3 separate regions of the Homo sapiens genome follow, and all the other regions are linked to region 2. The links are chromatin loops, found by intact Hi-C in ENCODE. Cell type or tissue: endothelial cell of umbilical vein. All regions are shown on one strand. Links, peaks and the distances in the headings refer to the core of each region. The heading gives the core; the rest is flanking DNA.

Region 1 (4,154 bases), core at 1,032-3,531, 230 kb before region 2:
AGCTACTCGGGAGGCTGAGGCAGGAGAATGGCATGAACCCGGGAGGCGGAGCTTGCAGTGAGCCGAGATCGCGCCACTGCACTCCAGCCTGGGCGACAGAGCGAGATTCCGTCTCAAAAAAAAAAAAAAAAAAAAAAAGAAGATGAGAAAACTGAGGCACAGGGAGAGATACAGGATCTTGCCTAAAGGCTCATAGCTGGCGTCACTGGCGGCGACGGGATTCGTGATCTTCTGTCTGCTCTTACCCACCTCACTTCCCTGCCTCCCACTCTAGGAGAGAGGTGCCACCATAAACCCCATTCCAGCTGTCCATTGCATGAAACAACCTCCTCAACCTCAGAGGCATAAACAAACAACCATTTTATCATGTTCCTGGGTTCTGTGGATCAGGAGTTCAGGCAGGATAAGGTGGACAGCTTCTCTCTGCTGGGCCTTCGATGGGAGGACTCTGTGGCTGGGAGGGTTCTGCAGTGGGGGGTAAGGAGGGGCAGCGGGTAAAACAGCAAGGACTAGAAGACCCACTTGCGAGAAGGCTTCTTCAGCTACAAGTCTGGCTGGAGGATCCATTCCACCTTGTGGATGGTAGGTTGGCTATGGCTATGGGTGAGGGTGGGAGTCATGGGGGGCTGAGTGGGAGCCATCAGACCCCAGGGCTGAGTCCACATGTTCCAGGATCTGACAGCTTAGGAGGCTTAGCAATTCCAGGGCTGGCGCCCCCATGAATAGCTTCTCCAGGATTTTGCAAGTGCTGTTTCCTCCCCCTCCCCACCCATCTCATTAACACCTCGCACTCTTTAATTCTCAGCTTGGCTATCTGGTCCTGGAGGAGGAGCTCCCTAACCCCTGTATGCCTTAGACAGGATATGCTAGATCCTGTCCTCATGGAAGGTCTTATCACATTGTTGGAATTGACTGTCTGCAGACTGAACGCTTGGAGGACAAGGCAGGGTCTTTATCACCAGCACCCAGGACAGTACCAGGCACACAGTAGGCACTTTATGCATATTCACGGAATGAATGAATGGGTGAGACTGATGGATTTTGAATGACTTGAACTTGAGCCTCAGTTTTTCCTCCTAGAAGTTAGCTGGCAACGTAGCTGTGAAGGTGGCAGGAGATAGGTGGGAAATGCGAGGTTAGTAAGAGGAATTGGTAGAAAAATGGTAGTTATGATTTATGCTGAAGAGAGAAAAGCAAAGGAAATTAGATATTGCACCTGAAATGCTTAGCTATGTTTGGTGCAGAATAGGTGCTCCATAAATATAAGATGACGTCATCATCCTCATCCTCATCATTACTATTATTTGTATTATAAGAATGCACATTTCCTGAGTTAGAAGGTCCACATACGATGGCTTGAAATTTTCCTCTGGGCTGGGTGCGGTCGCTCACACCTGTCATCCCAGTACTTTGGGAGACTGAGGCAGGAGGATCGCTTGAGCCCAGGAGTTCAAGACCAGTCTGGGCAACATAGCAAGACTCTTTCTCTACAGATAATTTTAAACATAGCTGGGTATTGTGGTGTGCATCTGTAGTCCCAGTTACTTGGGAGGCTGAGGTGGGAGGATCAACTGATCCCTGCAGGTCGAGGCTGCAGTGAGCCGGGATCATGTCACCGACCTCCAGTCTGGGCGATAGAGCTATTACCCATCTTAAAAAACAAACAAACAAAGACAGAAAAAAGAAATTTTCTTCCAAGCGAAAATGGAGAGGTGTAATCCCCATAGGTCACCTGGGCCAGATGTCTGGGCAGGAGGTCATGCTCTGAGTCAGATTTCCCTTCTGTGCAAGGAAGGACCTGGGACAGGGACCTCTGAGTCTGACACTCTCTGCACAGCTGAGAAGGCCATTCAGCTGAAGTCCCCATTGCAACTGTTGTCCTTCAGCCTGAGGCAGTCAGTCCTTCGGTCTGAGGCAGCCTGTCCCTTGCCCTCGGCTACCCTCCACCCTGCTCCAGTCCTGCTAGGAGAGAACCGCAACACGACCCCGTTTCAGAAATGCGCTCCTTGACAAGCCTGGCTGCGACCTGTTCCTGGTTGACTGCCGTCATCCGGTGGCAGCATGTGGGAATGACATGCAGGGCTGTGGTGAGGATGAGGATGGAGTGAGCGGGTGGGGGGAACTGCAGAGAGGGCCCTAGTGTGGCCCAGTTGGAAGCGGTGACAGGAAGAACCCACCAGGGATTCCTCAGCTCTGGCCAAGGGGTTGTTCTCTCCCTCTGGCATAGCATCCAGAAGGCCAATAGCAGCGGAACCTCCCCCTGGGCTCTGCCCAGACTGCCTCTCTTTGGCTGTGTGACCTCACCCTGTTTCTGAGCTTCTCTGTGAACTTCTCCAAGCTTGGCTTGTAAGAAGGGAGTGGGCGATGCCCACCTGACAGCAGAGTCTCCTTCCCAGAGAGGCCCCTCAATCCTCCAGAGAATGTGGGAGAGGCTGGGATTTGAAAGGATTGGAGCTGGGGGCAGGGAACGTCTGAGATGGAAAGGTTATAGGAGGGGCTTAGGCCCTGAAGAAATTTCATCCTGTAATTTGAAAATATTAAAAAACCACCACAGCCCCCAGCTGAGGACAGAGGACCAGGCCCCCCAAGAAGAAAGAACATGGCCAGGGAATTGCAGTACTGGAAACTTCTACCCTTATGTTGGTCTTTTAGAATTGTGAAAATTAGAACGTTCAGCATCCTAAAACTGGAATCTTAACAGAAAACACTATATAGTGTATGTATGTGTGTGTGTGTGTGTGTGTGTATATATATATATATTTATATATATATTTATTTATATAGGGGCTGGGTACAGTGGCTCATGCCTGTAATCCCAGCACTTTGGGAGGCTGAGGTGGGAGGATCATTTGAGGCCAGGAGTTCAAAACTAGCCTGGGTAACATATTGAGACCCCCATCTCTACAAAAAATAAAAAATTAGCTGGGTGTGGTGGTGTACACCTGTAGTCCCAGCTACTTGGGAGGCTGAGGCAAGAGGATTGCTTGAGGCCAGGAGTTTGAGGCTGCAGTGAGTTGTGATCGTACCACTGCACTCCAACCTGGGTGACAGATCAAGACCCTGCCAAAAAAAAAAAAAAATTAAAAAGATACACACACATACACACACACATACAGACTAAACTCTGTAGAATCAGATCATTGAGCCTTGAGGTCAGAATCAGAATTGCAGCTGCAAATCTAGACTCAGCCCTCTGAGCTGGAAGTCATCTGAGAGCCACCTCTCCCCTCAGCTTGTCCTGGAAAGAATGTTTGCTCTCACTGCCTGCTCCTAAACTTGTTTGCAATGAATAGATCTGGGGGAGGGCCCCAAAACCTGAATTTCTAAAAGGCTCCCCAGGGGATTCTGTTGTTGGGTCTTCCAGATTTCGGCAATAGATTTAATTTAGCCAGGCTTCCTCTTCATCACATTCATCACATGGGAAAACTGAGGCCCCGGAAGGGGAAGTGACTTGACCTGGACCCCATCAGATAGCTGGTGACAGGCTGGAGCTCCCACCTGTGCCTCCCAATGCCAAGGCCACTCTCACCAGCAGCCCAGGGTGTTTAGATGGCCCCGTGGGACTGTCAACCTCCTAGGTACCCCTGGTCCCTGAGACATCTGGTTCGTGAAACTGCGAGGTTCTGGGGATCGAGGTGTCACCCTCTTCTGCCTCTGGCTGAGTCTGCTTCTTGAGAGTAGCCTGGAGGGGCTGAGGGCCCCTCCTCTTTTATCAGCTCCCCCCAAGCTGAAACCCCACCCCAATCCCCAATACACTCTGACCCCTCTCAGCCCCAAGCATTCCTGTGAAAACCACTCCACATGTTTTAAATTCTGCTACTCCAAACTCAGCAGTATCATGGTTTTGCAACACCCTCTTGATGCTCAAGAAGCATTTACAAGTTTCTTTTCCCTTTATTAAGAAAGTTTTAAAAAAAAGTTAGGGTCTTGAAACAATAACAACGGAGCATTTCAGAGGCACAAACGTTTGCAGAAGAGAAGCTGGTGGCCTGGCCAGGCGGAGGAGGGGGCTCTAGCTGTTCTCGGGGAGGTGAGAGCAGGGAAGTCAGAGAGAGGGTGGGCCTGCTGGGAGGGGGGGGTTCAGGCCAGGGCTCCCCAGCTGCCAGGTGGAGGGCAGGTCTGAGGGTGGGTGCTCTCTTGGGGTCGGGAATGTA
Region 2 (4,154 bases), core at 28-2,527:
AAAGTGCCCCTGGGAGTGAGACCCAAGCCAGATCCACCAAGACCCGCAGGGGCCCAATACCCCACCCGCCGCGCGCACTGACACCCGGAGAGAGGGACGCACAGCGGCTGTGGGTGAAGCTTCACAAAACCCAGTCGATAGACACACGCACGAGTTGTACACAAAGCCTTGGGGCGCGCAGATACGCACACGCAGGTCCACGCTGTTGTACCCAAAGTTGCGCGCAGAAAGCCCCAGCACGCCGGCTGCCCACCGCGCCCGCTCCCGCCGGCCCAGTCCACACCCCCTGCTCCTGCCCTTGCCCACAGACGCGGGACCCGGAAGGCCGAACCGGACCAGGCGGAGGCCCGGGGAGGCCGGGTCCCCTGGTCGCATGTCCTTCGGCGGGCCGCGAGGTCAGGCTCGCCGTCCTTCGCCGCCACTCCCCGCCCCCGGCCCTCGGCCTCCTGCCGCCCCCAGCGGTCCCCTCTCCGCGTGCGTACCTGTGCCGGGCCTCCCTCCCCGCCTCACCACGCTGGGGCGAAGGGCGCCCGGCCGCCGGCGGGCGAGGGTGCGTCCTCTCCGGTGCCCGTCCGCCTTCCTGCAGCCGGCGTACGCCTGCGGGGGTCTCGCCTGCGGGGGTCTCTCTCCTGCGGCGCAGCCCGGAGGGCGCGGGCCCGGCCGCCACCGCCTCGCCCTCCCGGTCTCCCGCCCCCTTCCCGGCCCGGCCCGGAGCCACTGCCGAGGCGCACGTACCTACTCGCGCCGCGCGGAGCTGTACGGCGGCGGTGGCGGCCGCTGGGGAGGCGGGGGGGGGATCCGGGGACGGAGGGACGGGAGAAGGGGCGGGGGCCGGGGCTCGCCGAGCGCCGCGGAGGGAGCTCCGCCCGCGGCCGGCGAGGGCGCCCGGAGAGTTAGCAAGGAGAGGGACAGGAAGGCGGGTGATGGGCTGGGGCGAGGGTGCGGGGGCTCCGATCCACCGTCCTCCCCTCCCCTCCAGGCAGATCTGGATCGCCGGCGCCTGGGCTTAGGGAACTGGGGCTTGGAGCCCGCGGTCCACGGGCGCAGGGGCGGGGCGGGCGGGGGCTGCTGAAGAAGATCCCTCCCCACCACCGGAGAGCCCCTATTGCGCCAAGCGCAGGTGCCTCCCCACTCCTCACCCCCACTCTGCCACTTCCCCTTCCCCCCACCCCCACCCCGCACGCAGCCCCCAGGTAGGACCCCGGGTCCTCTCCGAGGTCCTTAGGTCGGGACGGTCTCCTCGGGCGCTTGCGGCTCCGTGGCTCAAGGGCGCCACCTGAAGGCTGCAAGAAAGAATCCGACGATCCCCCTCCCCCTTTTCTCTGCAATTTTTTTCTCCGTGGGACAGTGGAGTGCTCCGCCCAAGAGGGGTGTTCTCCTGGGGGCATTGCCAATGGCCAAACACACCCTCACCCTCCAAGGCCCAGCTGTGGGGCCTCTTCTCCTGGAACCCCTCCCTGGGCACACACCCACTTACCCCACGGGCCCCTCCATCTGGGCTCTCCTTTTGCCCGCACTGTTTGCTCTTGTCTCTGACGGTCGTGATTTTGTTTAAGGGTCAGCCTCCTCCATCGGATTGGCAGCTCCTGGAGAGCAGGACCCATGTCTGATCACCTAGAAGACCTAGGTGGGTGTGGGTGAACAGGCTGTGAAAAGGGGTGACTTTCACTTCTTTCCTTTACAGGGCCGGAGTTAAGATGAGTCCAGCGAAGTGCCTAGAGTACCAAATTCATGGAGACGTTTCCTCTTTGGGGAACACACGCCAACCCCAGAGACAGCTTTGGTCTGAATCGTGCAGGTTCCGGGAAGACACGGTGACCAGCTGAATCGTGTGGTCTCGGTTAGTACCTCTGGCCTCTGAGCCTGTATCCACTTCTGTCCATGAGGATTGTGAATGTGCAGGCTTTGAGGGCTCTGGGAAGGCCAGCAGAAGTTGGCCATGTGGAAGGACAGGCGAATGAGTGTGCCATGTCCTGCTCCTCGGCCACCTCATGAGCGGAGCCTGACCTGCCCTCCTCCAAAGTTCTGTGCAGCCCTCCCCAACCAGGAGACTGGAAGTCACCCTGGATGATGGATGCCTGTGCCTTCAAGGCCAGCATAGCCTAGCCCTAGGCAGGTCCACCAGGGCTGGGAAGGCCTCCATTTCCTCCCAGCCTTGCAGAGGCCTGGCCCGTTGTTAGAGACTTCAAAGGGATGCTAGCCCTGGCACCACACTCCTGTTCAAATCCCAGCTCCACCCCCACAGCTGGGTGCCCTGGTGTAAAGGACTGCCCTCCTGGAGCTCGGTTTCCTCCTCTGTGAAACGGATGTAGGAAGTGTTATGGGAATGGGATGAGATACCGCCTTTAAAGCACTCACTGTTCCTTCCCTCAGTCATGCGCTGTCCTACCTCAGCCTTTGCGCTGGCTGTTCCTTCTGCCTGGGACGTTTTTCTTTCTGATATTTCCCGCACTCACCCCCTTCCCTCACTTCCTTCAAGTCTTTGCTCAAATGCCACCTTCTCAGAGACGCCATTCCAGGCCATCCTTTCAAAAATAGCAGTGCCCCAGCACTCTTTACTCCCTCACTCTGAATTTTTCTCTATAGCACTTACCAACTGACATTAGTTTCTGTTTGCTTATTGCCACCTCCCCTAAAAAATAAGTGCCAAAAGAAGAGGGTTTTTGCCTGTTTCCCTCCCTGCAGTATCCCCAGACACTAGAAAAGGGGCTAACACCTAGGAAGCTCTGGATAAGTGCTCACTGAATAAAGAACAGAGAAAATGGGCAAATATTATATACTAGTTAGCTAGGTAGACTCCATCCCTACACTCAGGAAGCTTGTATTCTAGTGGGAGAAAAGGATAAGTAAATGTAACATTGCAGTTATAGTAAATGCTACCAAATAAAAGTATAGAGTGCAAGCCTCAAACAAGGGTGCCAACCTAGTCTTGGGGATAGGAATGGCTTCCTGTAAAAGTGTGGACTGAGCTGAGATTAGAAGGATGAGTAGAAGGCAACCAGATAAAGAGGGGAGGAAAGAGAAGTCCAGCAGAGCGCCTAGCATAGGCGAAGACCTTGGGGTAGAAGGAAGTGTGTGACGAGTTTGAGAGTTGCAGGAGACCAGTATGGTTGTCATGGAGGGCCTGATAAGGAACCTGGTAGGAGACGAGCCTGGGCTTAGCAGGTCAGGTCACTGCAGAGCCTTACAGGCCAAGTAATTTGTTCTTTATCCTCAGAGCAGTGGAGAGCCTCACTGATGAATGTAAGTAAAGGGTTAACAAAACCTTTTCCTCTTTTGCATGAGAATTTGACCTTTGGAAGCTCTGTTTCCTGGAAACAGATAAACATATGTCTGCTATGTTACTAAGCAACATTGCTTCTGATAAAAATGACCCCTGAGGAGGAGGCTAGAATGATCCATGTGGCAACAGATTAGAATTGGAGATACCAGAATGAACTCATGTTTAGCTTAATATAGATGCAGATGATTACATACAGAAAGTTATATATATATATAATACACACACACACACACACACACACACACGGGCTAGTATACACACATTTATTTCCTTACTGTCAGGCGAGAGGGCCTAGAAGCAATGATACTCCATAGCAACAAGCACACGTAGCACTGAAATCTTGGTTTCTAATACCATTCTCCAATAAAAGGATCCAAGGCTCCTTGAAGAAATTGCTGTTTATAGGACTTGGGCAGGAAACACTACAAGATGAGCCCAGAGCATCTGATAGTGCCAGAAAGTAAAGAAATGCTACACACACACACACACCACACACCACACACACATGCCACACACACTCTACACACACTACACATACACTACACACACCACACACACTACACACACATGCCACACACACACTCTACACACACACTACACACACCACACACATACCACATGCACCACACACACCACACGCACTACACACACACCATACACACAATACACATACTACACACACACCACACACATACACTACCTACACACACCACACACACTACACACACACCACACACACACACAAATGGTGGGGGTAGGAGCTAACTGAAAGAGTTCCCAATGGCCAAAGCTGGAAAAATTTGAGTGACAAAATAAATAAGGTAATATTGGACTGTAACAAAAAGTATGAAATAAATATCTATGAGTCCAT
Region 3 (4,154 bases), core at 1,032-3,531, 77 kb before region 2:
GAGCTTAATATTTTGCACTTTATAAATTGCAGATAACTGATAGACATACAAACTTTGTCTTGTCTGATGGAACTGACTTCCATCCCCTTTGTGGAAAAATTAACTCTGCCTCCAATTATAATTCAATTCCTTTATTCCATATAAATTTGTGCTTTTTTGACTTGTCCTTTGACCCAGTTGTAACATCTGTCTATTTATTTTACTCTATATACATTTGTACTTTTCTTTTGAATGAGTTATAACATCTGTCTTGCCCCCTCATTGTTTAACAAGTAAACTAAAATCTTTAGTATGGGTTCATTTTTATAGCTGTAAGAGAGTCACGGTTTTAACCTTTTTCTGAAAATTATCTTTTAACAGAGCCTAGAAATCAACGCCTGATTCTTACTGAAGTAGTCCTGGAAACAAACCCTCCCATTCCTCCTTGCTCACCTCCAGCACTCAGGGCGCCCTTCCATTTTGTAGGTAATCCTCATTCAGGGTGCTACCTATCACCCCTTAGCTTACAAATGTGCAAATTAAGGCTCAAAGAGGCAAAGCAACTTGCCCAAGTCTACACGGGAAAGCCAAGCTGTGTGTGTGTGTGTATGTGTGTGTGTCCTGACTGCTTGACCAGATTGTGAATTCAGCTCCAGGTAGAGTACAAAGAATACATTTGGAAACAGTCTGGTGCTTGATGGGGGCCAGGTAATGCTGTGATTAAACAGCAGGTTCCAGGGGCCTTGGCAGGTTGCACAATCTCCAGGGAGTGAGACTGCAGCAGTACTGTTAGTACCGTTGGTGGTGTCTTTGACTCCTGCAAATCCTAAAGAACAGTTCAGGCCTAGGTGGTGGTCTCTTTCTGTCCCTTCCTAGCTCTCCACCTAAGAAAATTGCCCAGGGTCATACTGCTTGTAAGTGAAAAAGCCGGGATTTGAGCCCAGGAAGTCTGACTTGCAAACTTGCATGCTGCAGGGTTCAAGACTTGGACTTAAACCCAAGTTTGTTCTTCTCAGCTGTGTGACCCTGGAAAAGTTGCTTAAGTTCTCTGAGCTACTTAACTTCTCATTTAAAAGTTGTTATGAAAATTGAATTAGATAACATGAGCCAAGTGCCAGACACATAGTAAATCCTCAATAAATAGGTGCTGTTTTCCAAGGCCTCATTATCTCAAATAATGAGCCACCTCTTAGGGGCCCTTATCATGAGCCAGGTACTGTGGGAGGCATTTTATTGACATCATGTTCAGAAATTCTCCCAACAGCCCTTGGGGAGACACCACTATAACCCCTATTTGACAATTTGATAAGCCATTTCCCCAAAGTTGCACAGTGAGTAAGCAAAGAGGCCGAGATGTAAACCCAGGTTCCCTGACTCCAAGGCCTAGACACTTTTCTACACTATGCACCTGCTAATGTATTTATTCACTCATCACATATTTATTGGGCACCTACTATGTATGCCAGGCTCTGTTCTAGGTGCCAGGACTATAGCAGTGAACCAAACAGACACAAATCCCTGTGCTCATGAAGCTGATGTTCTGGTTTGGGGAGCATCAGGCAGAGCTTCTAGCCTTTCAAGGTAATACTGGTCACCCCTCCCACCTGCCTGACCAAGGTGGGCAAGTGCCTGATGGAACTTTGGAGTTGGAGCTGGACATGGGTGGCATGGGGGCAAGGCAAGGATCAGGCCCAAGTCTGTGAAAGGATGGAGACAAAGAGAAGTAGGGGGTACAGGAAAGAGAGTGGCCTCAGAAACCGACCCTCTGTGCCTCCAAGGACTTGGGTTCTCTGGGGACCGTCTCTCCCTGAAGGCAACGATCCCCAGAGCTAAAATCAGGTATTTCCAGGTGTGAAGGCTGATTGCAGTGTGGACAGAGCCTGCTGGGGGGGCTCTGGTCTAGGGCTCCCCTGAACCTCCTGGTGGAATGAAGTCAGGATGGAGGAGAGTGTGCCTCTCCCTGCGTGGCTGCCATCTGTGGACATTTGGGTGGGCCAGGGTGCCCTCTTGTGGCCTCCCTTGTCTCTGCAGAGACTCTTCATGTGTCCCTGTGGTTGGAGGAGCTTCCCATGCCTAGATCGTTTCTCTGTTCCCAGCCTGGACCCTTGACCCTTTTTTCTATTCCCAGCCTTTTCTGCCCCTGAGGTCTGAAAAATGGTCCTCGTCATGACTCTTGGCTTTTCCTGTGTAGATCTTGAAACTCAGAGCTCAGAATCCCGCAAGCCCTTAGTGATGCTGTTGGAGGCATGGCACTGTGATGAGGAGGCAAGCAGGCTGACCGCCTGGCTCAAATCCTGACCCTGCTGCTTAGGACAATGGCACAACTTCTCCCTTATTTTTCTCATTTTTAAAGCGAAGATAATAATAGTTTCTACCTTAAAGTGTTGTTCTGGGAATTAAATGAGACAATATACATTGAGCAATTTGTCAAAGCCCCAGTACTACCCCCCGACCCCCACCACACACACACACTCACACTCACACCTTTTATGCCTTCCCTTAGTATTTCAGAGGCCTGAAACCTAACAAGTGCATTTTTCAGAATGACTTGCCAGCTGGGTTCCAAGTTAGATCCAGCCACTGGGAGGCAGAGGCAGGGGCACATTATTGCTTCTCCAACAGCAGTGGCAGAATCTTGAGTTTTAGGTTTCAGTTTGGCAGCAGCCTCTGCAGGTCCCCCCACCACCCTACATACACACAGACTGCCCCAGGATGGGAGGCAGCTGTGATCACTGCTGGTGGTTTTCTGAAGCTCCTGCAATGTCCAGACTTTCTGAAAGCTGGTGGCAGCTTTCCCCAATCTTTACATTCCAATCCATCCACTGGTTCAGTAAGCATCATATTTTTCCCATTAAATCCCCTTCTGCTGGATGTCAAGCAACCAGGGCTCTCATTCATTGTTGGCAGGTGTGGAAAATGGTATGACCATTTTGGGAACACATTTGGCAGTTTCCTATAAACATATACTCTACCATAAGATCCAGCAATTCTACACCTAGGAATTTATCCAAGACCAGTGAAATCATAAGGCCATACCAAGACCTGTCCATGTATGTCTACAGCAGCATTACTCATCACCATCCCAAGCTGGAAACAACCCAAATGCCCATCAATAAGGGACTGGACAAACTGGCACATCCATACAACACAATATTACTCAATAAAAAGGAAGGTACTGATACACACAACATGGATGAAGTTTGGACATGATGATGAGTGAAAAAAGGCATGAAGGGGTATTATTTTATGTGTCAACTATGGAGGGGTGCCAAACCTTCAAGAAAATAATTGCCACACAGCTGTGAGGAGTGCAGTTTGCTAACGTCCTCCGGCCATAGGACCACTGGGATCATGCTGAAGCCATGCTCTTTACGGGCAGCCCACCGAGCAGAGACAGCACTAAGGCCTGGCCATTTCAATCCAACAGGGAACTCTCTATGATATTTCTTGGTGCTGGAGTTCTCCGTTGGGCTGGCTGAGACTTTCTCACTAATCCTTATTCCTTCCTTCTCTTCTTTTGTAGGAGCCAGATCAGCAGAAAGGCCTGAAGGTTCTCCCCACATACTCCTGTTCCCACTCCCCTTTTCCTTTTGTGACTTATCCCCAATAAACCTCTAACACTGCTAACTCCATCTTGACATCTGCTTCCTGGGGCATTGTATACATTTCATTTATATGAACTTTTAAGAGAGGCAAAATTAGATACCAAAAATATAGATGCAAAAAACACAGATCAGTGGTTGCCTGGTGATATGATTTGGATGTTTTGTCCCCTCCAAATCTCCTGCTGAAATGTGACCTCCAATGCTAGAAGCGGGCATAGGGGGAGGTGTTTGGGTCATGGGGGTAGATTCCTCATGAATGGCTTGGTGTCCTCCCCATGGTAATGAGTGAGTTCTCACTCTATTAGTTCATGTGAGAGCTGGTTATTTAAAGGATCCTGGCACCTCTTCCTTGCTCCCTCCCCTTCTCTTTCTCCATATGACATGCATGCTTCCCCTTTGCCTTCCACCATGATTGAAAGCTTCCTAGGCCTCACCAGAAGCCAAGCAGATACTGGTGTCATGCTAGACAGCCTGCAGTGCCTTTCTTTAGAAATTACCCAGTCCCAGGTATTCCTTTATAGCAATGCAAAATGGACTAACACACCTCAGCTAGAGGCTGGAGAGATTAAC

What was found. Peaks named below come from ENCODE experiments on the same cell type or tissue, not always from the same donor. Only the 100,000 strongest peaks of a DNase experiment are listed, where the experiment ranks them.
Region 1: a loop joins it to region 2, with 3 times the contacts of the local background. A loop is called at or near these places in 9 of 110 quality-filtered maps.
Region 3: a loop joins it to region 2, with 5 times the contacts of the local background. A loop is called at or near these places in 4 of 110 quality-filtered maps.

What each region holds. Positions count from the first base shown.
Region 1 is chr20:954,578-958,731 of GRCh38, forward strand. RSPO4 (R-spondin 4) reads right to left here. Exons shown (of 5, transcript NM_001029871.4): 5 at 3,875-4,154. Among named protein-coding and RNA genes, the nearest start is that of ANGPT4, 40 kb to the left of the region's middle. In endothelial cell of umbilical vein, for the core only: a CTCF peak has its summit at 2,081 (motif pointing left); a DNase peak (open chromatin) is centred at 2,014.
Region 2 is chr20:1,184,656-1,188,809 of GRCh38, forward strand. TMEM74B (transmembrane protein 74B) reads right to left here and starts at 326. Exons shown (of 3, transcript NM_001304748.2): 1 at 1-326. In endothelial cell of umbilical vein, for the core only: a CTCF peak has its summit at 1,307 (motif pointing left); a DNase peak (open chromatin) is centred at 1,276; H3K4me3 peaks cover 1,054 bases; H3K27me3 peaks cover 237 bases.
Region 3 is chr20:1,106,639-1,110,792 of GRCh38, forward strand. No RefSeq gene overlaps it. Among named protein-coding and RNA genes, the nearest start is that of PSMF1, 9.9 kb to the right of the region's middle. RefSeq lists an enhancer at 2,028-2,077. In endothelial cell of umbilical vein, for the core only: a CTCF peak has its summit at 1,987 (motif pointing left); no DNase peak of the experiment used is centred there.